Regions from separate parts of the Homo sapiens genome. Here region 1 is linked to region 2. A link is an interaction called in ENCODE POLR2A ChIA-PET data of the cell type or tissue named here. Cell type or tissue: Panc1. All regions are shown on one strand. Links, peaks and the distances in the headings refer to the core of each region. The heading gives the core; the rest is flanking DNA.

The links. ChIA-PET counts read pairs that join two places held together with the same protein. Peaks named below come from ENCODE experiments on the same cell type or tissue, not always from the same donor. Only the 100,000 strongest peaks of a DNase experiment are listed, where the experiment ranks them.
Region 1: POLR2A ChIA-PET joins it to region 2 with 6 read pairs; 1 of 35 experiments calls an interaction of 5 or more read pairs at or near these places.

Annotation. Positions count from the first base shown.
Region 1 is chr7:76,254,628-76,270,284 of GRCh38, reverse strand. SRRM3 (serine/arginine repetitive matrix 3) reads right to left here. Exons shown (of 15, transcript NM_001110199.3): 4 at 10,251-10,379; 5 at 10,088-10,168; 6 at 9,382-9,411; 7 at 8,871-8,933; 8 at 8,704-8,739; 9 at 5,470-5,520; 10 at 4,817-4,921; 11 at 2,850-3,027. LOC124901679 (a long non-coding RNA gene) reads left to right here and starts at 10,689. Exons shown (of 3, transcript XR_007060392.1): 1 at 10,689-11,366; 2 at 12,296-12,419. RefSeq lists silencers at 2,810-2,939, 9,736-9,815, 9,800-10,094, 15,321-15,519 and enhancers at 2,836-3,581, 8,324-8,847. In Panc1, for the core only: no CTCF peak of the experiment used is centred there; no DNase peak of the experiment used is centred there; H3K4me3 peaks cover 1,056 bases.
Region 2 is chr7:75,726,763-75,738,024 of GRCh38, reverse strand. The region is part of intron 1 of HIP1 (huntingtin interacting protein 1); the gene reads left to right. Among named protein-coding and RNA genes, the nearest start is that of HIP1, 6.5 kb to the left of the region's middle. RefSeq lists an enhancer at 7,777-8,278. In Panc1, for the core only: no CTCF peak of the experiment used is centred there; no DNase peak of the experiment used is centred there; H3K27ac peaks cover 542 bases.

The DNA.
Region 1 (15,657 bases), core at 8,083-10,582, 530 kb before region 2:
ACTGATGGTCCTGAACAGCCTGTCCTGCTCCCTGTCCCCTGTGTCCAGCCCATTATACTAAACTGAACCGAGGAGTAGCAGCAAGCTCCAAGAAGCTCCCTGGGCAACCCAGGACAAGTCTCTTCCCCTCCCTGGGTCTCCCGCTTCTCTCCAGCTTCCTGGGGAACGCAGCAGCACAGGCTGCACCACTATAGTTAATTTAAAATCTGCGGCAGCTCCAGCCTGTGCCTGGAGTTGAAAGGAGGATTTGCTGCCGCTGCTGACTTGGCAGGAGCTGTTGGTGTGGGAGTGATTTTTTTTTTTAGAGTTATCTTCCCTTTTAAATTCAGATTACAAAGGAAAAAAAAGTATATAGAGATGTGTATATGATTAATGTTCACTTAAAATTCAAAAGCCATCTCTGCATTAAGAGGAAAGGTTCCCACAGTAACACACACAAAAAGAAAATTCTAGAACATAGAAGATAGAAAAAAAAAACCCAGAGAGATAGTTTGCATTTCTGTACATTAAAATAGGGAAAAAAAAAAAGAAAGGAAAAGGAAATAAAAACAAAACAACAGAAAAAGTTACATAAACTTGCCCACCCTCTTCCCTCACCAGCTAAACAAGAAATGGAATCACAGTATTACCACGTTTCAAATGGGAGGCTAAAAAACAAACAAAAACATAGACGGGGTTAAAAAATGTTGAGCTTTCCTTTTTTTCCATTTGTTTCTCTCTCTCTTTTTTTCTTTTCTTTTTTTTTTTAAAGGTATCGTCCAAGAATACCACCCCCAGTATTTTTTCCCGAAGACGGTTTCGTTCATGGTAAAGTCTGGGACCCCTCTCCCATCCCCCATCTCACTTTTCTGCATATGAGCAAGAACTAGCCTCTTTTGACTCCTCAGGGGTCTTTTTAAGGCAGAGAGGCAGGGATCTGAATGCAGGTTTGAGACCCGGGATGCTCTGAAGTCCCAGATCTCCCAGGGCCCCAAGGGTGAGGGATAGGATTTGGGGACCATGCTTGGTGAAAGGAGTCACAAAATGCCGTCTCCAAGAAAACTCCCAGGGCTGTGCCAAACTAGAGTCCCATGCTGGGAGGGAGACAAGATGTGGGTGCTTCAGAAGCTCCCGCCCCAAGGCTGGTGGCTGGGTCCCCTTCCCCGACTGCCCTATCCTGGGGATGCCTAGATGCTGTGGCCATTTTGTCTGCATTGGGGAGGGGGTGGAGGTGGGATCATTGCTCAGGACTCCAGGGCTGGAGAGAGGACCAGAGGTACGAAGGGACCCACTTCCAGCCCTGACTTCAGAGAACCCGCATCTCTGTGTCTCTTGGGAGGCCCCAGAAGGGTGGATGAGAAGCTGGCAAGAAGGTGTTTCGGGTCCTGTGCTCTTGGGACTCCATGCCCACAGGGGTGGGGGATGGTGGGTGCCCCTCTTGTGGGTTGTTAATCCTCTCCAGCCTCTGCCATGCTACCCTCAGCTACCTCTGCCTGCCCTCAACCCCCTCCCAAGACAGATCCGGGGACATCAGTGTCATCCTCCCTGCGCGGCCCAACCAAAACCCCCAGAGCCCAGGAGCCTGGTGCCTGGTCCAGGTGGGACAGTCTAGAGACAGGTAAATGTCCTTCAATAAAACTTAACCTTGAGACCAAGAGCCTTCAGTCAGCTGCCCTTGACTTTCCTCTCTGAGGCCGTGGGAGTAAAGGGTGTTTGAGAAAAGAAAGGGAGTGAAAGGAAACAGCCAAAAATCAAAATGAAACTGACCAACACGTACATGTTTGCTGCTGAGACCTGAGGTCTGGGGAGGGGCAGCTCTCCCACTCCCAGCTGAGGCTTTGGGGTTGGGTGGGGGGCAGTCTGCGGGTCTGGGAAGGAACCTGCAGGTCTCCCCACCCCAAGCCACCCCCCCACCCACCCCAGTGCCCCTGCCAGCACTGCAGCCCCCTCTCTCTGAGGGGTCTCAACTGTGTACTCTATAATCAACAGACCAGAAGGGGATGTGGACCTTCCCTGGGGTCTGGGAGAAGCCCCAACCCAGGCCCAGCCCATCCATCTGGGGACAGGCTGAGACGTCTCTCTCCTCTGCCAGCTCCCCCATTGCACCTGCCTGTAGGTCTTCGGGCATCTGTGCCCCTCTTGGAGGAAGGGTGGGGACAGTTTTGGGGGTGTTGGTGTGGGGTCTCTGAGGCACGCTGGCAGGTGCCTCAGGAGGGTGGCCGTGGGAAGAGGAGCCGGCAGGTTTGAGACACCAGTCCAAGTGTGGGCGGTGCCTGGAAAAGGGCAGAGTCTCCTCAGAGCAGGGACTTTAGAGGGCAGAGGGACTGAGATGGGGGAGGGGGCTGAGGGAGGGAGGGGCTGGGGAGAAGATTGAGGGAGGGGGAGGGGGGTGCTCAGAGGTGGGGCCAGGGCTTGGTGGGAAGAGGGAGACTCAGGGCCCAGGTGGTGCCCAGTGGGGGGTCCTGTCTCTCGAATCCTGCTCCTGCCTGGGACTCCTATCAATGTCCATGCCCCTCCCACCCTAATATGCCTGGGGAGGGCACGAGACCCTGATTCCTCCCCAGCCCTGTACCCAACTCAGTGCCCCGCGGTCAACCCCCCTCTGGCCTTCAGTTTGCCAAGCGCAAGGGTGGCCCAAGACCGCAGGCGCCCCTCACCCTGACACCAGGGCCAGGTGGGCGCAACGGCCTAGCACTCCCGGCGGCTCCCGAGCCAGGACGCCCAGCGGGGAGCCGAGGAGGGAGGAAGCGGCCGCCCCCGCCCCCGCCCCCATGCCACACTTATCGCCCCCTGCCCCGCTGGCGACCCGCCCGACCACGCACGGCGCAGCCCGCGGCGCGGGAACCCTCCGCAAAGCGAAGCGTACGTACATCGGGCGGGCTGTGCGCCGAGCCGGGGCGGCCCCCGTGCGCTCCGCTCCGCTGCCCGCTGCCGCCGTTCCGCTGGGGCGACCCCCATCCGCTGCCGCCCGACGGGGAAGGCGACCGGCTTCCGCTGGACCGCTGGCTGCCCGTCTTTCGCCCTTCGTCTCGGTGCTTGGGGCTCAGCCTGGGGTTAGGCGCCAGGAAGAATGGGGGAGTCGGCGTGGGACACCCGCTTTGCAAGCAGTTGCGCCTCCTCTTTCCCCCTTCCCCAGCACGGGGAAAGAGAGCAGCCCTCCACCTGCCTTTTCACCATGCTGGGAACCTTTCCACTTAGAGAGGGCTTGACCAGGGTGAGCCAGCGAGGCTGTGCCTCGATTTCCAATTCAGGCGGAGGCTTAGGGGCCTTAGGGCAGCTCTTCCTCAAGTTATCACTCCCCTGGTAAATTTCTCTTTTTAAAAATTATTATTAGGCTGGGCTTGGTGGCTCACGCCTGTAATCCCAGCACTTTGGGAGGCCGAGACAGGCGGATCGCTTGAGGTCAGGAATTCGAGACCAGGCTGTTCGAAATGGCGAAATCCCATCTCCGCTAAAAATACAAAAATTAGTCGGGCATGGTGGTGCACGCCTGTAATCTCAGCTACTCGGGTGGCTGAGGCTGGAGAATTGCTTGAATCCCGGAGGCGGAGGTTGTAGTGAGCCAAGATTGCACCACTGCTCTCCAGCCTGGGCAACACAGCAATACTCGTCTCAAAATATATATTATATATATAAATATATATAATAATATATATAATATATAAATATATTAAATATATATTAATATATAACATAATTAAATATAAATATATAAAATATATAATATATAAATGTTTATATATTATATATTTAATATATAAATATTTATATATTAAATATATAATATATAAATATTTATATATTAAATATATAAATATATAAAATATATAAATATTTATAATATATATAAATATTAAAATATATATCTATATTTATATATAGATATATAAATATATATAAATTAAAATATATAAATATATTAAATATATTATTTATATGAAAATATACATTAATATTTATATTGAAATATATATTAATATTTATATTAAAATATGTTAATATTTATATTAAATATATAAATATATAATATAATTAAATATAAATATATTAAATATATAAATATTTATATATATTAAATATATAAATATTTATATATATTAAATATATAAATATTTATATATATTAAATATATAAATAAGGCCGGGCGCGGTGGCTCACGCCTGTAATCCCAGCACTTTGGGAGGCCGAGGCGGGCGGATCACGAGGTCAGGAGATCGAGACCATCCCGGCTAAAACGGTGAAACCCCGTCTCTACTAAAAATACAAAAAATTAGCCGGGCGTAGTGGCGGGCGCCTGTAGTCCCAGCTACTTGGGAGGCTGAGGCAGGAGAATAGCGTGAACCCGGGAGGCGGAGCTTGCAGTGAGCCGAGATCCCGCCACTGCACTCCAGCCTGGGCGACAGAGCGAGACTCCGTCTCAAAAAAAAAAAAAAAAAAAAAAAAAAAATATATATATATATATATATATATATATATAAATATTTATTAAATATATAAAATATATAAATATTAAATATATAAATATATATAAATATTAAATATATATAATTATATATAATAAAAGTAATAATTATTATTATTACTTTTAATTAAAGAAGGAAGTCTATGTTGCCCAGGCTGGTCTCGAACTCCTGGCCTCAAGCGATCCTTCTGCCTTGGCCTCCCAAAGTGCTGAGACTACAGCAGTGAGCCACCACACCTGGCTACCCCTGATAAACTTCTACCCACCGATGAATTGACATTCTGTCCACCAGCCCTGCTCCCCAGCCCTTGGGGGTGTTTAATCTGCAACCCTCATCCCCCACCAGGAGAAAGCCTCCCAGAGGCCCAGGCCTACCTGCTGGGAGATCTGGAATCACTGTAGTGGGAGGAGAGGGAGGGGCTGTGGGAGCTGCCACTGCTATGGCGATGAGACCTCCGGCCTGGGGACTCTGTGTGAGGCCTGGCGTGGATGGGGGAAATCAGCCTGTACCTCAATTCTGCCCCCCGTGATCCCCCCAGCCCCCAAGTTGCCCAGCCTCCCACCAGGATCCCAGTGGAACCCTACTGAAAGCCAGTGTTCATCAGTCCCCTAAAGTCTCCTATAAAAGGTACATCAGCAGTGTTGGTGCTGGCTGCAGAGCCTATCTGGTCCATATGGGTCATCTGTGAGAATTAGTAAAAGGCCCCCTTTTCTCTAGACAACCCCAGCCTCCCAAGACCCCCCTCAGCCCTCAGCAGGTGATCCTGGGACTTGTGGGGTGGGAGGAAGGAGGGTGGGAGTCACGAGGACTGGGCTTGGGAGGACCCTGGATTGGAAGGCAAGAGGCCTGGGTTTTGGTTCAAGCTCTGACTCAGCAAGAGCCCTTGGCTTTCTTTCTAGATCTTAATTTTTCCATCTGGGCAAAATGAGCTACCTTTAATGGCCTGATTCTGTGATTCTAAAAGGCGTAGTTTGCTGGGGCGGGAGGGAGAACGAATGGGGGGCTGGAGAGTAGGGAGGGCGCTTACCTCTTCTTCTCTTTGTTCTTCTCTTTTCTTTTGCACTTGGAGCTTCGAGATCTGCAGAGAGCAGAGACCACAGTGATGGTGTGGCCCGGGGAGGGTGTGGCCTTCGTGCCCTGGAGCCTGGGTATACTCAGGTGTGGATCTGAGATTTGTTCCACTCTAGGGCCTAAGCCCCATGGCTGGCGGGGACTTTTCCATCCTACTCCACCCCTTTGTCCCTTTCACTCAGCCAAAGCTCCGGCCTTCCTCCTCCTGGAAGTCCTGGCCCGTGAACACCTCCCTGGGTCGCAAATGCTGCCCAGTCTGGGAGGGCCACAGAAGTGTGGCTGGCCCCAGATAAAGTGGGGTGCTATAGCCGGGCATGGTGGCTCACACCTTTAATCTCAGCACTTTGGGAGGCTGAGGCCAGTGGATCACTTGAAGTCAGGAGTTTGAGACCAGCCTGACCAACATGGAGAAACCCAGTCTCTACTAAAAATACAAAATTAGCCAGGCGTGGTGGTGTGTGCCTATAATCCCAGCTACTAGGGAGGCTGAGGCAAGAGAATCGCTTGAACCTGGGAGGCGGAGGTTGCGTAAGCTGAGATCGCGCCTTTGCACTCCAGCCTGGGCAATAAGAGTGAAACTCCGTCTCAGGAAAAAAAAAAAAAAAAAAAAGGCAGGGGTTGCTGTTTGCAGGTGTGGCAGCCTCAAGCCTTAGGTCTGGGCCAGATAGAAATGGTGATTTGCTCTTGTCTTTTGGTACTGGACTTGGGACATGCCCAATACTCATTCCCTTGAGTATTGGGGTGTGGCCTGATAATCATACCTCCTGTGCCCCCTTCCTCCGTGTGCTCCCAGACTGGCCCAGCCCTAGGCCAGCTCACCAGGGGTTTAGGAAAGAAATGCTTTCCCAAGGGCATGATGTCCCTGCTTTTTTTTTTTTTTTTTTTTTTTTTTTTGTCTTGAGACAGAGTCCCGCTCTGTTGCCCAGGCTGGTGTGCAGTGGCACAATCTCAGCTCACTGCAACCTCCACCTTGCAGGTTCAAGCAATTCTCATGCCTCAGCCTCCCAGGTAGCTGGGATTACAGTAGCCTGCCACCACGTCTGGCTATTTTTTGTTTGTTTGTTTGTTTGTTTTAGTAGAAACAGGATTTCACCATGTTGGCCAGGCTGGTCTCGAACTCCTGGCCTCAAGTGATCTGCCCACCTCAGCCCTCCAAAGTGCTGGGATTACAGATGTGAGCCACCGTGCCTGGCCAATCTCCCTGCTTTTGAATGACATCTCTGGATCCATCTGCAGGGCTGCCCCCTCCCAACTCCCACAGCTTCCTGTCACATCCCATCCAGCCCTCTGGGGCAAGCCCCCCAACCCAGCACCCTCTACCTTTGATGAAAGGCCTGAGAAGCTTCTGGTTAGCCCTCAAAGGTCTCACCCAACCCCAATCCTCAGCCCCATCCTCCCTGGTGCCACCAGATCCCTTCAGTCCTTCTGACCCCAAAACAAAGCCATACTAAGGAACACAGAAATGTGCTCCCACAGGAGCAGAGTGACTGCGGGGAAGGCCCGGAGGCTATGGGTTTGGGTGCTGGAGCCTGCTTTGGGCTTCAGTCTCCCCATTGGAAGTTGGTCTATTCCTAGTTCACTTTTAGGACCTGTCCAGGAAGGATGGGAGCTGGCCAGAGGGTGTGTGTAAGCTAATGGTGGCCACTTGGGGGCAGTAGGGACCCACACTGATCCATAGACACTGGGAGGCCAGGGGAAGATGAAAAATTGGGGACATTGGAGGGGCAGGATTAGGTGTTTATGTAGGCTCCTCCCCTACTTGGCAAATTCCCACTACAAAGAAGGAACTCCAGACTCTGCCCTTCCTCTGGGCTGCTGGAAGGGGGTCTGGCTCTGATGCCACCTCTGGAATGTGACTGCCCCACAACTTCCTTCCGAGCTCTCCTCTCCTCTCCTTTCCCTTTTCCCTTCTTTTCCTTTCCTTTTCTTTTCTTTCTTTCTTTCTTTCTTTTTTTTGAGATGGAGTCTTGCTCTGTCGCCCAGACTGGAGTGCAGTGGTGCGATCTCAGCTCCCTGTAATTTCCTCCTCCCAGTATCAAGCGATTCTCCTACCTCAGCCTCCCAAGTAGCTGGGATTACAGGCACCCGCCACCATGCCCAGATAATTTTTGTATTTTCAGTAGAGACTGACTATGTTGGCCAAGCTGGTCTCAAAGTCCTGACTTCAAATGATCCAGCCACCTCGGCCTCCCAAAGTGCTGGGATTACAGGCATGAGCCACCACACCCAGACTTTGTTTTTTTTTTTTTTTTTTTCTGAGACAGAGTCTCGCTGTGTCACCCAGGCTGGAGTGCTGTGCACTCCACTGCAATCTCTTGGCTCACTGCAACCTCCGCCACCCGGGTTCAAGTGATTCTCCTGCCTCAGCCTCTCGAGTAGCTGGGATTACAGGCGCTTGCCACCACACCCAGCTAATTTTCGTATTTTCAGTAGAGACAGGATTTCACCATGTTGTCCAGGCTGGTGTCAAACTCCTGGCCTCAAGCGATCCACCTGCCTCAGCCTCCCACAGTGCTGGGATTATAGGTGTGAGCCACCGTGCCTGGCTCAGGCTGTTTTCTGCTTTCTCAGCAACCCTCTTCTCCTGCACCACTCTGCCTCCACCTGGACTCCTGCCTTTCACTTCCTCTCCCCTCCCCCAGTCCACCCTGAACAAGCCACTGCCCTGCTCAGAGCTCCCCCACACTAACCCCCAGCCCTCCTGGGTGGAGGATGGCTCCATAACCTGGCAGTCAAACCTGTTGGGAGGCTAGCACCTGTCCCCGAGAAACTCTACCTCTAGCCACAGCTCCCCGACCCTGCCTCCTATCCATGGAGCCCTCCCAGCTCACAGAGGTCCTCCTGCCTCGCGAGCTGTTTCCCTGCAAATTCAGGGTCTCGGTGTTTCTGCTTGTCTAACTGGCACCTCCACAGACAGACACACCCCTTGGGCATTGGACCTGCCATGTTGTCTAGAAATTCTTGGGGTCACCACGTCATGGCTGATGCATGGGGCAGGCAAGGGTTGCAAACAGTTGGTTTTCATGCTCCTTCTCCACTGCCCTGTCCCCGCAGCCTGGCTGTGGGAAGGAACCCTGGAGCTGAAGGATGGAGCCCTGTGGGACCCTCAAAACCCCCTCCCATCATTGCGTCCTTTGGGCTTTGGTCCTTAAGGGACCACTGACCATGTCCTCTGCAAAGCGCCGCTCACCTGTGCCGTCTCTTCCTCCGGGACCCAGAATCAGACCTGTAGGGCGATAAAGGAGTTCTCTTGAGCCTGCCTGGGGTGGCCCAGGGGAGACCTATGGAGGGCCACAGCCCTGGCCCTGGGCCCCACGGGAGGAAGAGGAGGCCCCAGGGTGGGGGCAGCAAGGGTACCTGTCTCGGCGATGCTTCTTCACACTCTTCTTCTTCTTGCGGAGGGGTGAGGAGCTCCCACAGCTGTGGACACAGGGAGGTGGGCTCTAGTGAGCTGGGGTGGGGGGTGGGGGGCTGGAAATGGCTGGAGAGACCTGGGTGCTTGGGACATTGAAGCTGGAAAGGGAATTCCAGGCCAGGAAGCCCAAGGTCCCTTGTACAGAGTGACCCGAGGCCCCAAGGGTCGCCAAGGTCCCTCAGGGTAGTTGATGGCGCTGCCTATGTTGTCCCCACAATTGTGGGGACAACAATGTCCCCCCTGGCATTGTGGGCAAAGATAGTTTCAAACCCAGAAGTCAGAGGCTCCAACGGTGGGATTCACGGCCTCTGTAGGGGCAAAACTTGCACCTTGGCAGTGTCCAGGTGCAGGCCCTGAGGGTCCAGGCCTCCGGCCTCTGGGGGATGGCCTTGGAATCTCTCCCACCCACAGACATCCCCCGCCCTGGCCCCAGCCAGCTCTGTCCCCACTGACCTGCATTCGGACTCCAGTCTCCTCTTTTTGCTGAGGGCAGATGCCAGGAAGAAAGGACAGACGGATGGATGGGGTTAGTTGGGGCCCCAGACACTTGCCAGGGTCTCACGCAGGACAGGGGAGGGTGGACAGAGAGATTCGGGGATGGCAGATGAGGCCCCTCCTCCCCAGGGCCACTCGCACTAGTGTTGGTGGGCACGGGACCCCTGGGAGGGCAGAGGGGGACTGGGAGCAGGTGCTGGTAACACACGGGCCCGGTCAGTGAGTCTGGCTCTGGGGGATTCAGTGAGAGGCAGGTGCTAGAGAAGGGCTCAGTGAGGGGCGGATCCCAGATAAGGGGAGGGGCTCGATGAGGGGTGGGGCCTAGTGGGGAGAGGACCTCGATGAGGGGCGGGTCCTAGAGAAGGGGAGGGGCTCGGTGAGGGGCGGGCCCCAGAGAAGGGGAGGGGCTCCTTGGGGGGCGGAACCTAGCGAAGGGGAGGGGCTTGTCGAGGGGCGGGGCCTAGCGAGGGGAGGAGCTTGAGGCCTGGGGTGGGTTCAGTTACCCGGAGGGCACCTAGTCGGGGGACGGCACGGGGAGGGCGAGGGAGGGGCTCAGAGAGGGGCGGGGCTCACAAATGCTGCATGGTTGTGAGCCAGGGACGGGCATCCGGGGAGAGACCCCACCTCCTCCTCCCTTCCCGCTCCGGTCAGGCGCGGTTCTCACCGGCTTCTCCGGTGGCCGCCTTTCTTTTTCTTCTTTTTCTTGGGAGGGGGCGATGCCGAGCTGCTAGACCAATGCTTGGTCCTGGGGGAGAAGGGGCGGGGGTGGGGGCGGTGAGGGGGGGCAGCCCCGCGCGCCCCCCACCCCCGCCGCGGCGGCCGCTGACCTGTACCCGCGGTGGCCGCGGTAGCAGGAGGCCGGGCAGTCACAGTCCACTGGGCCGTCGTCATCGTCAAAGGGCGCGTACTCCAGGCCCGGCTCAGCGCCCTCGGTCAGCCGCGGGGTCTCCGCCACACTGCCGGCGACAGGGACGCTCACCACCAGTCTCGGGACGACTTTTCTTCACCCCTTTTCTCGGCGCAGGGGGCCTGACCTAGCCCCGCAAGTCTGCGGGCTGCTACCCGGCTGGGGGAGGGGCGAGGGGTAACTGCGGCCCCTGGCCTTACAGGGCTAGGCAGAGATTTGGGGAACCCAACGGGGCACATCCCCTACAGGTCCCCGACCTCACGGTACAATCTTTTGCAAAAAAGAAGGAGATAACCGAGCCCCTTATTTAGCCCGCACCCCTTCTGAGTTCTCACCATCTCAGTAAGCCCCCTCCTCTTTTTTTTTTTTTTAATTTTGGAGATAGGGTCTTGCTCTGTTGCTCAGGCTGGGTTGCAGCGGTGGGATCATAGCTCACTGCAGCCTTGAACTTCTGGGCCCAAGCGATCCTTCCTCCTCAGCCTCTTGAGTAGCTGGGACTACAGGCGTGGACCCCTACCCTGGCTAATTTGAAAAATTTTGCAGAGACGGGGTCTCACTATGTTGCTCAGGCTGGTTTCGAACTCCTGGCCTCAAGCGATCCTCCCGTTTGATCTCTCAAAGTGCTGGAATTCCAGGCATGAGCCACCCTGCAGTCGTGGGTGGGGTGTGTGTGGCTACTCCTTAGATGAGGCTCCTCTTCTTCACTGAATCCCCTCCATATCCTAGCCCCATTCATTGAAGCCCTCCCCCTCAGTGAACCCCCCATTTGATCCCTGTGCCCCTAACCCTACTGTCCTATTCTGGGAACCCCATCCCCACCCCTCCTTTCTCTCACTGAACCCTAATTTCTCTTTTCTTTTCTTTCTTTTTTTTTTCAGTCTCACTCCGTTGTCCTGGCTGGAGTGCAGGGGCCCGATCTCGCCTCACTGCAACCTCTGCCTGCTGCAGTCTCCTGCAATCTCACCTCACTGCAACCTCCGCTTCCTGGGTTCAAGTGATTCTCCTGCCTCAGCCTCCCGAGTAGCTGGGATTACAGGTGCCCGCTAATTTTTGTATTTTTAGTAGAGATGGGGTTTCTCCATGTTAGTCAGGCTGGTATGGAACTCCCGATCTCAGATGATCTGCCAGCTTTGGCCTCCCAAAGTGCTGGGATTACAGGCGTGAGCCACCGCGCACGGCGAACTCTAATTTCTTCCTTTTTTTTTTTTCTTTTTCTTTTTCTTTTTTTTTTTTTTTTTTTTGAGATGGAGTCTCACTCTGTCGACTAGGCTGGAGTGCAGTGGCATGATCTCAGCTCACTGCATCCTCCGCCTGCTGGGTTCAAGCAATTCTCCTGCCTCAGCCTCCCGAGTAGCTGGGACTACAGGCATGCACCACCACGCCCAGCTAATTTTTTGTATTTTTAGTAGAGACGGGGTTTCACCATGCTGGCCAGGCTGGTCTTGAACTCCTGACCTTGTGATCCACCCACCTTGGCCTCCCAACGTGCTGGGATTACAGGCGTGAGCCACCGCGCCCGGCAAACTCTAATTTCTTAAAGAGCCCCTTCCTCCTGGCCTATCTCCGCCCTCCCCGAGCCCTGGCTCAATGATGTGGGTCTTTCCTCACCTGGGTGTCCTAGTCCCTGAGCCCCCTCCCGCTGGCTGAGTGCCTCCCTGCCCCGCTTCCCCTCCTTTCCTCCAGCCCGGCCTCTGTCGCTGAAATATTCATAGCCTCTCCTCGCCCTCCCCTCTGCAGCCTCCAGGGGCCCCCCCTGCTCATCTCTGGCAGCAGGACTGTGCTCATCAATCAAGCCTGGTGGCAGAGGGTGGGGGCCTCCAATACTCCCTATCCATCTTACAGAACTCTCCTTTTCGCTCAGCAGGGACCAGACACCTCCTGTCCCTGCTCCCGCAGCCCCAGCCAGCCTCTGCCACAGATGTTGGCTCCCTACAGGCTCTTCTCAGAGCGCTTCTTTTTTTCTAGAGGTAGCTGGGCTGGAGGCAAGAGCATGAGATTTGAAGCTCCAGACAAGGGCTCATCCTGCACTGTCCTGAGCCGCCTTGTGACCTGGAGCCTGCCGTGTCCCTCTGTGAGCCTCTTCTCGAAGGTGAGAGTGATAACTCCATTCCAGGGCTGTTGGGAGAATTTGCTGAGGTCATAGGTGCTGTGCAGTTTATTTTTTATTTTTTATTTTATTTTTTGAGACAGGGTCTCACCCTGTCGCGAGGCTGGAGTGCAGTTGTGCCATCACAGCTCGCTGCAGCCTTGAACTCCTGGCCTCAAGCGATCCTCCCACTCCAGCCTCCAGAGTAGCTGGGACTACAGGAGCACACCACCACTCCCAACTAATTAAAAAAAACTTTTTTTGTAGAGATGGGGTCTCACTATGTTGCCCAGGCTGGTCTTGACCTCCTGGCCTCAACCCAGGAGGATTGCTCAAGAAATTATCTTGCCTTGGCCTCCCAAAGTACTAGGATTATAGGTGTGAGCCACCATGCCTGGCCTTCTTTTTTTTTTTTTTTTTTTTTTAATTGAACAAGCCTGGAAGTGACCCTCCAGAGACCTGTCTCTAGGGGGGTGGCCCCGACCTTCCATTTTTTATCCAAGCTGGCTCAGACAGTGCCCTCCCCCACCAAGATGGAGGCTTAGCCCTGGTTTCAGCAGAGCTCCCCTTACTTCTGGGTGCTGTCCACCTGGCTCACCCCTTCCCCTCCTACAGCAATAGGGAAAAGGGCTTGGATCGGCAGAGCATTAAGAACATGAGTTTTGGATTTGTCAGAGGCATGTGAACCAGAGCAACTCCATCTTGAATAGGAGCTGTATAAAATGAGGCTGAGACCTACTGGTCTGCATTCCCAGGAGGTTAGGCATTCTGAGTCGCAGGATGAGATAGGAGGTCAGCACAAAATACAGGTCATAAAGACCTCGCTGATAAAACAGGTTGCAGTAAAGAAGCCAGCCAAGGGCCTGGCGGGTGGCTCACGCCTGTAATCCCAGCACTTTGGGAGGCTGAGGCGGGCGGATCACCAGAGGTCGGGAGTTCAAGACCAGCCTGACCCAACATGGAGAAACCCTGTCTCTACTAAAAACACAAAATTAGCCAGGCGTGGTGGCGCACACCTGTAATCTTAGCTACTCGGGAGGCTGAGGCAGGAGAATCGCTTGAACCCAGGAGGCGGAGGTTGCAGTGAGCCGAGATCATGCCATTGCACTCTAGCCTGGGCAAAAAGGATGAAACTCCAAAAAAAAAAAAAAAGAAAAAGAAGCCGGCCAAAACCCACCAAAACCAAGATGGTGATGAGAGTGACATGGCAATGTCAGGAAGTTACCCTTTGTAGTCTAGAAAGGGGAGGCACGAATAATCCACCCCTTGTTTAGCATATCATCAAGAAATAACAATATAAATGGGCAACCAGCAGCCCTCGGGGCTGCTCTGTCTATGAAGTAGCCATTCTTTTTTTTTTTTAAACAGAGTCTTGCTCTTGTCGCCCAGGCTGGAGTGCAGTGGCGTGATCTCGGCTCACTGCAACCTCCGCCTCCAGGGTTCAAGCGATTCTCCTGCCTCATTCTCCCAAGTAGCTGGGATTATAGGCACCTGCCACCACGCCCGGCCAATTTTTGTATTTTTAGTAGAGACGGGGTTTCACCATGTTGGACAGGCTGGTCTCGAACTCCTGACCTCAGGTGATCTACCTGCCTCGGCCTCCCAAAGTGCTGGGATTACAGACATGAGCCACTGTGCCCTGCCTGAGTGGCCATTCTTTCGTTCCTTTACTCTCTTAATAAACTTGCTTTTGCTTTGCACTGTGGACTCCCTCTGAAGTCTTTCTTGAGTGAGATTCAAGAACCCTCTCTTGGGGTTTAGATCAAATCCCTTTCCTGTAACAGATTCACAGAGACAGGTTTGAATCCAGGCATGACTAAGTTCTCGGTCATATCTATACATCGAGGGAAAGAACAGACCACCTTTGAGGAAAGTAAAATGCTGTCTATGAGGCCTGGCCTGTGACTGTCATCCGGGGAGGGGTAGCCACCGTTAAACAGAGGGGCCGTTGCTGCTACTTACACACCAACATCTCTTCCGGGGAGAAAAGACGCTGCAACACAGAAAATGAAACAGAGGGAAGGGAGGCAGGCCACAGCTACAGGGTAAAAGACAGATTTTTTAGGGAACCCACTAATTGACTCTTTGAAGCCTGATTTTGTATTTTAAAAAATGTAACCAGGCCGGGTGTGATGGCTCATGCCTGTAATCCCAACACATTGGGAGGCCAAGGTGGGAGGATCCCTTGAGGCCAGGAATTTGAGACCAGCATAGGTCTCAACATAGTGAGACTCCTGTCTTTACAAAAATAAAAATAAAAAGCAGGGCACAGTGGCATGCACCTGTGGAGTCCCAGCTACCTGGGAGGCTGGGGCCAGAAGATGGCTTGAGCCCAGGAGTTTGAGGCTGCAGTGAGCTATGATGATGCCACTGCACTCCAGCTTGAGTGACACAGCGAGACCCCATCTTTAAGAAAAAATAGCTGGGCGTGGTGGCTCATGCCTATAATCCCAGCACTTTGGGAGGCGAAGGCGGGCGGATCACCTGAGGTCGGGAGTTCGAGACCAGCCTGACCAGCATGGAGAAACCCCGTCTCTACTAAAAATACAAAATTAGCTGGGTGTGGTGGCACATGCCTGTAATCCCAGCTTCTTGAGGGGCTGAGGCAGGAGAATCGCTTGAACCCAGGAGGCGGAGGTTGCAGTGAGCCAAGATCGCACCACTGCACTCCAGCCTGGGTGAAAGAGCTAGATTCCATCTCAAAAAAAAAAAAAAAAAAAGAAAGAAAGAAAGAAAGAAAGAAAAGGAAAAATAATGTTACCCAAATATGACAGGGGTAGCTAGCCTTGAGGCCATTCTCAAGAACTTCATTCAATTCCCAAACAAGTCCCGATTCCCAAGCTGGGTGATGCCTTGATGTCACACAGCACGTAGCGAGGTTTTTCTGGGGTGACAGAGGAGAGGCTCATGTCATCCCCCAGCTTGTACAGAGCCAAACACCCCCACATTCCTTTGTTTAAACTTCTCTTTTCTTTTCCATGCTCCTCTTCCTGAGGCCAGTGGCGTCCTGCCTCCTGTCCTTGTCCCTAAAATTCCCAGCACCCTCAGCTCATCAAGCCCCATCCTTCCAGGGCCCATTACCCCTACACAGGTCCTCAGCCGCAAAAGTGCCTGCCTGACACATAAAACATAGTCTTTAGCAAAACTTAAGCTCACATTGCGTATTGTGTGGGTGAGCTGGTAGGAGCAGGGAGCTTCAGTTGATACTGACACAAAAATGATGAAGGTTATTTACAAAATA
Region 2 (11,262 bases), core at 7,996-10,495:
CAACAAAAAGCCACAATCCATTTTTTTCTCCGAGTTTTTAATGCCTGGTGTATTGATTGGGCTGAATTAAGCTGACATGTTGATGGTGTTCATCAATTCATTTGTATGTAAAATCCATTTCAAAGAGTACAACGCTTCTTTTAATCCCAGTGCCAATGCTGGAGGGGCAGATTTCTTCTACACTCTTGTGCTCAGAGTGGAACCTTTGAAGATCCATTTGGGTCCCCCTCTCCAGAGGCTGGTCCCCTGATGTGTTATGCGAGGAATACTTCCCCCAAACACAGTTGGAGGGAAAGGGCTTTGGGATTTTAGTTAGAAAAGACAGTGAGAATCTGACTGAAGGTTCTGTATATGGAATCTTTCAAAGAATAGAGCTTTTGGCCGGGCGCGGTACCTCACACCTGTAATCCCAGCACTTTGGGAGGCCGAGGCGGGTGGATCACCTGACGTCAGGAGTTTGAGACCAGCCTGGCCAACATGGTGAAACCCTGTCTCTACTAAAAATACAAAAAATTAGCTGGGCGTGGTTGCAGACGCTTGTAATCCCAGCTACTTGGGAGGCTGAGGCCAGCAGAATTGCTTGAATCTGGGAGGTGAAGGTTGCAGTGAGCCGAGATGGCGCCACTGCACTCCAGCCTGGGCAACAAGAGCGAAACTCCGTCTCAAAATAATAATAATAAAAAAGAATAAAGCTTTTCACCCCCAGAGGACTTCATCCCCTCTTCTTATTCTGAAAACCTTTGGCCCCCCACCTGGGCAACATAGTGCGACCCTGTCTCTACAAAAAATAAAAAAATTAGGCTGGGTGCATTAGCTCACACCTGTAATCCCCGTACTTTGGGAGGCCAAGGTGGGAGGATCACTTGATCCCAGGAGTTCGATACCTGCCTAGACAACACACTGAGATCCCGCCTCTATTTTGAAAAAATTTTAAAATTATCCTCGTGTGGTGGCATACACCTATAGTCCCAGCTGTTTGAGAGGCTGAGGCATGAGGGTCACTTGAGCCAGGAGGCTGAGGCTGCAGTGGGCTATGATCGTGCCACTGCACTCCAGCCTGGGTGACAGAGTGAGACTCTATCTCTACAAAAAAGTGAAAAAAAGAAAGAAAACCGCGCGCAGGTGTGTCTGGATAGTGTGAAGCAGTGGGACCCTGTCTCTACAAAAAAAAAAAAGAAAAAGAAAAAAAGAAAGTGCCTCCATGCAGGTGTGTCTGGATGGTGTGAAGCAGGGAGTCTTCTCTACCTGGTTATCCTACCCCAGGAGGGAAGTGGGAAATGGTCATTTCACTTCTGCCTCCCAGGATCCAGCTAGGTTTGAGGCTTGTTCTCTGGTTTCATGGACCCGACCCCTGAAAAGAAGGAAGTTTTCCATTGGTCTTGGATGTTAGTGCCTCTGCTAGCTGCCTAGTTACATGAGGCTTCTTGCTCCATGAAACAGTGTGTATATTCCTTTTATTTTTATATTTTCATAGAGATGGGGGTCTCACTGTGTTGCCCGGACTGGTCTCAAACTCCTGGCGTCAAGTGATTCTTCTGCTTCTGCCTCCCAAAGTGCTGGGACTACAGGCATGAGCCATGGCACCCAGCCCTATTTTTTTTTTTAATAAATGAAATAAGAAAATAAATAGATATTATTTTTTAACAACCCGTTCCTTCTAGAGTCTCAAATAAGTAAAAACTAGAGCAATAGAGAAATATGCGTAAGACTTTGACCCATAATAGTGATAGAAATTAGGTTTGTGAAAGTTTCCACCCGTGAGTGGTATGTTTCCCTGCTATCCAGGGACGGCCCAACAGGAGAGTCTAGGTCAGTGTTTTCTGGTGTTTTACATTCTGTGGGACATTTGTGATTGGCCAGATTTGACCTGGGTGGGGTGGGTGGGGGTGAAGTAGAGTGGAGCAGAAAAAGAGAATTTTTCTGATGTTGAAACTCTTATTTTTAACTTTTTTTTTTTTTAAGACGGAGGTCTCACTGTGTTTTCCCAGGCTGGTCTTGAACTAGCCTCAAGCGATCTTCCCACCTCAGCCTCCCAAAGTGCTGGGATTTCAGGTGTGAGCCACTGCACCCAGCCTCTGGTGTTGAAACTCTTTAGGGGTGTAGGAGAGTAAAGAAAAAGAACCAGCCTGGACAACATAGTAAGACCCCATCTCTACAAAAAATAAAATTAGCTGGTTGTGGTATCACGTGCCTGTTGTCCCAGTAACTTTGGAGGTTGAGGTGGGAGGATTGCTTGAGCCCGGGAGGCAGAGGTTGCAGTGAGCAAAGATTGTGCCACTGCATTCCGGCCTGGGCAACAGAGTGAGACCCCATCTCAAATAAAAAAAAAAGAAAAAGAAAAAGAAAAGAAAAGAAAAGAGAACAGCCCTAAACCCAACGTTAGTCAATCTGCAAAAAAATTATTTTGTTTAATGACTACCTATCAAATGTATTATGAGGTTGCAGAGCTTGGTAAGCAAAGGGAAAAAAGGGGAAGAATGTATTATGAGATATAAAAAATGAATTAGAAAAAATTTAATGAGTTAGGAGACCATGAGAATCAGCCAAGGTATAATAATAACTAACTAATTATTGTGTTTGGCAGTATTCTAAGGACATCATTGTATTACCTTTTTAAATCTTGACAAGAACGGATGAGGTGGGTATCAGCCACATTTTACTCTCAGGACGATTGAGGCACAGAGAGGTTAAGTAACTCACCAGAAGTCACACAGCTGGAAACGGTCTCAACCTTTACCCACTGCCTCAGGCAGCCTCTGAGTACTGAGCAGATGCTGGCATTGGAGTTAGAAGGCATTTGAGGCTTACAGCTGGGCATGTACATGGGCCTTGTGGTCTCTGGGAAGTTGTCTAACCTTTCTAAGCCTCGGTTTCCTTATTGTCAAATAAACATAATACTTACCTGGCTGATTTATTGTGGGGATTCAATTAAGCCCAATATGCCTGAAGGCATTTTGTAAACTGTGGAGCACTAGTTCAGTGATTATTGTTATAATCTGACTGGGGAGACGAACCCGAGACAGCAGAAGTGTGAGCAATCAAGCAGGCTGTGATTAACTCTTCCTTAGAGGGATAGATGTGGTACTAGGTAATGGGATAATTACCAAGAGCACGTGGATAAAGCACAGGCTTTGGGGTTGGGAGCCCTCCCCGAGGACTGAAGCACATCTTGTAGCATGAGTTAGTGCTTGCTGGGTGGAGGAGGGGATGGGGCATTCCAGTGACAGAAGAACATAAATAAAGAGACATCTAGACTAGGCAGATAAACTTCCCAGCGGGTGCAGTGGAGACTCATTGGCTGGGGTAGACAGAGAGGCAAAATTGGCCACTCCCTCCTCTGAACTATAGCAGGGCTGGTGACCTCTCCTAGTTCCTGTGACCTTGTGCTGGCATCATTTCTCTCTGTGGCCCCCATTGAACACTGAGCTTATTGAGGGCAGGTCTGTGTCTTGCTCTTGCCTGCATCCTGAAGCTCATGGTTAGTGGTGAATGGGGTCAGCAAGGGAACCCTGGGCCTAGGTGGGTAGTTCAGCCCTGGGCCACAGGATATATTAATAATTACTTTATTTATTTTTATGTAAGAGATGGTCTCGCTCTATTGTCCAGTCTGGAGTGCAGTGGCACCATCATAGCTCAGTTTTGCCTGGGACTCCTGGGCTCAAGTGATCCTCCTGCCTTAGCCTCCTGAGTGCTGGGACTACAGGAGCATGCCACCATGCTTAGCTGATCTTTAAAATTTATTTATTTATTTATTTATTTATTTATTTATTTATTTATTTGAGACAGAGTCTCACTCTGTTGCTCAGGCTGGAGTGCAGTGGCGCCATCTCGGTTCACTACAACCTTCGCCTCCTGGGTTCAAGTGATTCTCCTGCCTCGGCCTCTCGAGTAGCTGGGATTACAGGCGAGCGCCACCACGCCCGGCTAATTTTTTGTATTTTTAGTAGAGACAGGGTCTCACTTGTTGACCAGGCTGGCCTCGAACTCCTGACCTCAGGTGAGCCGCCTGCCTCAGCCTCCCAAAGTGCTGGGATTACAGGTATAAGCCATCGTTCCTGGCCTAGAATTTTTTTTGTAGAGATGGGGTCTTGCTGTGTTGCCCAGGCTGGTCTTGAACTCCTGGGCTCAAGCAGTCCTCCCGCCTTGGCTTCCCAAAGTGTTGGGATTACAGGTGTGAGCCGCCGTGCCCGGCCTATAATTACTTGTTTTCTTATAATGCTCCAGGGTCGCTGTTGGTCTAGCCTTGCCTCCCGCATACCCAGTCTAGAGCCTGGCCACATGCCCATCAAAAGACTCTCACTGCTCTGCCTGCCTTCTTCTGTCCTGGCGTCTATACCCTCAGACCAGCCTTGCATACCTACTCCTGCCAGCCTCCTCCAGGAAGCCTTGCCTCCTCAACTCTCCTGCACCATCCTCACATTTCACCTGGCCACTGTCACTGCCAGAGGAGGCACCACTGACCTGCCTCATGGCCCAGCCACTGCACCCATCTCCAACCAGACCCTTGGTGTGTTCCCCACCCAATCCATCACAAGCCACTTTCAAGCTTTAGGGAAGTGAAAAGTACTGCCTGCCCTCAAAAAAAAAAAAAAAAGAAAAAGAAAAGAAAGGAAAAGAAAAGAAAACCCAGCCGTAATAAGGAGACCTTATCAGGAGTACTTTACAGTTTATAAAGCATGTTTCTAGCCATCATTGGGACCACACGGTGGTCAGTCATTATCATTTTCATTTTATGGATGAGGACATCGTGACTCAAAGAGCTTGGTAACGTGCCCAGGGTCATCCCACGGGTGAGTGGAAGGGCCAGGATTCAAAACCAGGACTCCAGGTTCCAAGTGTCAGGCCCGTTCGACCACACTGTCCTCCCACCAGCCAAGAGGGCAATTCTGGAATCAGCCAGGAGGGCTGTCAATCACAGGACAAATAAAATAGTCTGTTTTTACTTAGCTGGAAAATGGTTTTCTCCATGGTTTGTTTATTTCTTCAACATCCGTTTAGTGAGCACATACCGTGGAGGAGACACAGAGATGAGTAAGATAAAGAGACCGGCTCTGGGGGGCTCGTGAGTCAGCAGGGAGGCAGACTGGCCACTGCGGGGCTCCTGGACAAGCCTTGGGGCTCTGATGTGGTCAGGCCCCGAAACACCAGCATCACCAGGGCCATTAGGATGTTGGGCACCACCCAGAACTACTGAATCAGGACTTGTCGTGTTCACCACAGCCCTGGGTACTCTGTGTACGCTGATGTTTGAGCAACAGTGCTCTGTAGTAGGTGAGTTCTGGGATTAGAGGAAAAGACACAGAGTGGGGAACAAACCTTTAGAGAGTCAAAATCTCTTTGGGTGAGCCGGGCGCAGTGGCTCATGTTTATCATCCCAGCATTTTGGGAGGCTGAGGCGGGAGGATGGCTTGAGCCCAGGAGTTCGAGACCAGCCTGGGCAACATAGCGAGACCCTGTCTCTACAAAAAAATCAAATCAAATCAAATAATTAGCTGGGCATGGTGGTGCTGCCTGTAGTCCCAGCTACTCGGCAGGCAGAGACAGGACGATTGTTTAAGCCCAGGAAGTTGAGGCGGCAGTGAGCCGTGATCACACCACTGCACTCCAGACTGGGTGACAGAGCCAGACCCTGTAAAAGGAAAAACAACACAAAAAAAGCCAGAAACAAACAAAAAAAGTCGGTGGATAGCGCATACGTCAGAGCAAAGGATCTTAATGCATCCTGCGTTGAGAAGAGCCTTAGATCCTAGAGAGAAAGAGATAGAAACAAATATTTATTGAGGGCCTGCTGGGTACCAGGAACATGCTGGGTGATTTATATCTATGATTTCATTTTAATAGCTCAGGCTCAGAGAGGCTAAGTGACTTGTCCAAGGTCACACAGCGAGTGAACCGAGAAGCCAGGACTTCACAACCAAATGGCAAAGTCCTTTTTTTCATGTTTACGTTGCGGGTACTTCTGCCCTCTTGCTCATGATCTTAAGCAGATGCTCAGCCTTAGTTCAGCAGCTAAAAAATTTTAGGGCTGGGCTAGAAGGATCTGCGGTTCTCAACCCTGGCTGGAGAGCTCTTTGAAAAAATAAAATACTGTTTCTCTGGGCCCCCTGCATAAGGATTCTGTCTCATTGGTATGGGGTGATCATTGACATTTTGTAAAGTCCCAGGTGGTTCTCATGTGCAATCAAGATGGTGACCGTGGGTCCTGATGGGTTCCCACACCCCTGGCACCCCACGGACTTTGGGTGGCTCAGTTGGTTCTGGTTATACTCAGAAAACCAAGATGGCCCTAAGCCTGCTTCCTGCAGGTAAGAAGCATCTGTGTCAGGTTTGTTCTTTAGGAATGCAAATGCTCAGAGCCAGGCTGTGTAGCACCCTGAGCCTTGAACCTGGCGCCCCACCCCTTCTGCTTCTGGAGCAGGTGCACAAAGAAGTCACCCCTTGCCTGAAGTCTGAGCAGGTGCCTTCTTGCAAGGAGAGCTGCTCGTGAACCCCATTTTTCCATTTACTTGACAATCAGAGCTGGCGTTTTTTTTTTTTTTTTTTTTTGAGTTGGAGTCTCTGTCACCCAGGCTGGAGTGCAATGGCGCCATCTCGGCTCACTACAATATGTGACTCCTGGGTTCAAGTGGTTCTCTCACCTCAGCTTCAGGAGTAGCTGGGATTATAGGCGTGCGCCACCATGCCCAGCTAATTTTTGTATTTTTAGTAGAGACGGGGTTTCATCATGTTGGCCAGGCTGGTCTCTAACTCCTGACCTCAAGTGATCCGCCCACCTTGGCCTCCCAAAGTGCTGGGATTACAGGCGGGAGCAACTGCGCCTGGCCCAGAACTGGCTTCTTAAACTTCTGTACCCTTCTATCTCCCCAACCTTGCTCCTTTAGTGGGTATTGAAAACTTAAGAAGGAAGTTAAGAGCTTTCTTTTGGTCCCTGGTTTTGTACTGTCCTGAGTTTCTTCCCAGTGATGGTAATGGTAATCGTCAACATTTACTGACCAGGCATGGTGGCTCATGCCTGTAATCCTGGCACTTTGGGAGGCTGAGGCGGGCGGATCACTTGAGGCCAGGAGTTCGAGACCATCCTGGCCAACACGGTGAAACCCATTCTCTACTAAAAATATAAAAATTAGCTGGGCGTGGTGGTGCATGCCTGTAATCCCAGCTACTCGGGAGGCTGAAGCAGGAGGATCGCTTGAACCCGGAAAGTGGGGAGGTTGCATTGAGCCGAGATCACACCACTGCACTCCAGCCTGGGCAACAGAGAAAGACCTTGTCTCAAAAAAAAAAAAAAAATTACTGCCCACATACTGTGTGCAAATGGTAAAGGCCTTACATGAGCCACCCTTTTCGATCCTTGCAACACATGTATGAATTATAATTCCTATTTTAGGCTGGACACGGTGGCTCACACTTGTAATCCCAGCACTTTGGGAGGCCGAGGCGGGTGGATCACCTGAGGTCAGGTGTTCAAGACCAGCCTGACCAACATGGAGAAACCCTGTCTCTGGTAAAAATACAAAATTAGCTGGGCGTGGTGGCGTGCGCCTGTAATCCCAGCTACTTGGGAGGCTGAGGCACGAGAATCACTTGAACTCGGGAGGCAGAGGTTGCAGTGAGCTGAGATCGCGCCATTGCACTCCAGCCTGGGCAACAAGAGCGAAACTCCGTCTCAAAAAAAAAAAAAAATCCTATTTTACAGAGGAGGAAATTGAGGCTTTCAGGGGTTGATAGCTATGCTCTCTGTTTGTCCTTCTGTCACTGCCTGGCACCCTCTGCTCTCTTCCTCCTTATGCTTGGGGTCCCCAAGGCGTTGTCCTCACCCCACTTCTCTTTTACCTCCTGTCCACTTCCTTTGCCCTCACCTCTGTCTGATGGTTTCTGTTCTCACTTCTGTGGCACTGACTCCCCACATCTCCCTCCTGACTTCCCAGCCTGAGTGACCACTTCCCACTGGACAACTGTACCCCCTCGGGCGGCCCCATGGCAGGACAATGGTCCCCACCTTCTCTCTGGTGTCAGTTCTGAGCCCTCCCTCCTTCCTGCCCTCACAGCCGCATTCTGTTGAGTGCCTCTGTGAGACTTGTCTCACCCATTCATCCTGTGAATCTTGCATTTCCTGCTCTTATTACATCTTGCCTGGATTTTTGTCATCTCATCCTGCCTGCCCTCTAAATCACCTGTTCTGGACAGTGTCCCTCAAATCCAACACTGTGATTTTTGTTTGTTTGTTTGTTTTGTTTTGAGACAGAGTATCGTTCTTGTCAACCAGACTGGAGTGCAGTAGCGCGATCTCGGCTCACTGCAACCTCTGCCTCCTGGGTTCAAGCTATTCTCCTGCCTCAGCCTCCTGAGTAGCTGGGATTACAGGCGCCTGCCACCATGCCCAGCTCATTTTTGTACTTTTAGAAGAGACTAGGTTTTGCCATGTTAGCCAGGCTGGTCTCGAACTCCTGACCTCAGGTGATCTGCCCACCTCAGCCTCCCAAAGTACTGGGAATACAGGCGTGAGCCATTGCGCCCGGCCGCTTTTTTGTTTTTTAAGAGATAGAGTCTTGCTGTGTTGCCCAGGCTGGAATGCAGTGATGCGATCATAGCTCACTGCAGCCTCGAATTCCTGGGCTCAAGTGATTCTCCCACCTCAGCCTCCTGAGCAGCTGGGACTACAGGTATGTGCTGCCACACCCAGCTAATTAATTTTTTTTTTTTTTTTTTTTTTTTTTTTGCAGAGACAAGATCTCACTACGTTGCCCAGGCTTGTCTCAAACTCCTGGCCTGAAGCGATCCTCTCGCCTCAGCCTCCCAAATTGTTGGGATTATTGAGTCACTGCACCTGGCCCAACAATGCTTCTTCTTTTTTTTTTTTTCCTGTTCTAGTTTCTTATTTTTATTCACTTGTTAGAATTTTGGTTTTTTTTTTTCTTCTGTTTCCTCTACACTTTTTTTCCTCAACTTTTAAGTTCAGATGGTACATGCGCAGGCTTGTTACATGGGTAAACTGCATGTCACTGAGTTTTGGGGTATGAATGATCCTGTCACCTAGGTAGTGAGCATAGTACCCCATAGGTAGTTTTTCACCCCACTTCCCCCCACCATACTCCCCCTTCACTGACAACTACTTTTATAACTGCCCTTTTTCAAAAACTTTTGCTGCCTTCTCTGAGACCCTGCCTGATATGGCACCATCAGGGTCCCTCGTCCCTGGTCCCTGGTCCCTGTCCTTTTTTTTTTTTTTTTTTTTTTGAGACAGAGTCTCGCTGTGTCTCCCAGGCTGGAGTGCAGAGACCCCATCTCTGAAAAAGAAGATTAAAAAAAATAAAAATAAAGGGTTGGTGCTGCACGTTAAGAAGGATGGGGCGTGTCCCTATGGCCCAGGAGATCAGATTCCCTGCCCCACTTGGGCACTGAAAGGGTTCCCCCTCTGGCACTTCTGCAAGGCACTGATGAAGACTGTTTTCTGCTCCCCATTCATTGGCCCACTTATTCCACTGCCTCAAGGCGAGGTGTGGCGGAGACCTGGGTGTGGCAGCGGGCACAGCCTTGTGCAGTGGGCTGGCAGCCAGCTCTCCTCCTGCATCAAGGAGGGTTGATGACCTGGAGAGATGCCCACCTGGGAAAGAGAACTTGTCAGCCCCACCTCCCGGCAGGGTGGTGGCTGTTTCCTGTTTTCCTGCCTGGGCAGCCAGGGAGGAGCTCTGTTCCCAGTGTGTGGGCAGGACTTGTGAGGGGAGAGGGACCGTGATTTAAGGTGTCTGCTGGCTCAGAGGAAGAGAGAATGGCATCTTTTCTTGGATCAGAAAGGTTGCTGCTGCTGCCTCTGCTAATACTGCCACAAGACAGCTCAGGAAGCCAGTGTGGCCTATGGCTTGTGTTTAACACAAGTAACACTATCGTTTAAAGGCATGTTGACACATTACTCCTTTGAAGCCACAGAGCAAGCATGCAGTAGATGGTTGTGGTCAGTTTTCAAATACAGACACTGAGGCTCAGAGAGATTAAAAGACTTGTTTGAGAGCACTCAGGAAGTGGCAGAACTGAGGTTTGAACCTGGCTTGTCTGGCCCCAAATTTTATACTTTCTTTCTGTATCTCCCTTTAAAGCGGAAGCCGGGTCAGTGGCTTAGATATGTGTGACTTAGAAAAGGTACAGACATTTATTTTGCTAAGTTTTTTTTTTTTTTTTTTTGAGATGGAGTCTCGCTTTGTCACCTAGGCTGGAATCCAGTGGTGTAATCTCAGCTCACTGCAACCTCCTGCTCCTGGATTCAAGCAATTCTCCTGTCTCAGCCTCCTGAATAGCTGGGACTACAGGCACATGCCACCATGCCCGGATAATTTTTCTATTTTTAGTAGAGACGGGGTTTCACCATGTTGCCCAGGCTAGTCTCGAACTCCTGACCTCAGGTGATCCACCCGCCTGGGCTTCCCAAAGTGCTGGTATTATAGGCGTGAGCCACTGCGCCCAGCCTTATTTTTCTAAGTCTTTTCTGGTTGACTTATTTGGACACTGAAAATTCCTCCCAGAAGAAAATATTTGCAACACACATAATTATCAAAGGGCCTATATCCAGAATATGTAAAAAATTTAAGAGAAACAAACAAAAAACTTTAAAAAAAAAAAAAGAAAGAAAGAAAAGGCCAGGCACTGTGGCCCATGCCTGTAATCCTAGCACTTTGGGAGGCTGAGGTGGGCGGATCCCTTGAGCCCAGAAGTTCGAGACCAGCCTAAGCAACATGGTGAAAACCCGCCTGTACAAAAAATACAAAAACTTAGGTGTACATCTATAGTCCCAGCTACTCGGCCTAGGAGACTGATGCCAGGGACCTGGGGAGGTCAAGGCTGCAGTGAGCCATGATCACACCACTACACTCCAGCCTGGGTGACACAGTGAGACCTGTGTCTCAAAAACAAACAAAAAGACAAACTTAATTTAAAAAAAAATAAGCAGGAGATACTTAATGAAAGGGGATAAACAAATGGCCAATAAACTTATGAAATGGTGTGCAGCTTCATTAGCAATCAGGAAAATGCAAATTAACATTTAATAAGGTACTGGCCAGGCACAATGGCTCACACCTGTAATCTCAGCACTTTGGGAGGCTGAGTTGGGCAGATCACCCGAAGTCAGGAGTTCGAGACCAGCCTGGCCAACATGGTGAAACCCCATCTCTACTAAAAATATGAAAATTAGGCAGGCATGGTGGGGCGTGCCTGTAATCCCAGCTATTTGGGAGGCGGAGGTTGCAGTGAACCGAGATGGAGATCGTA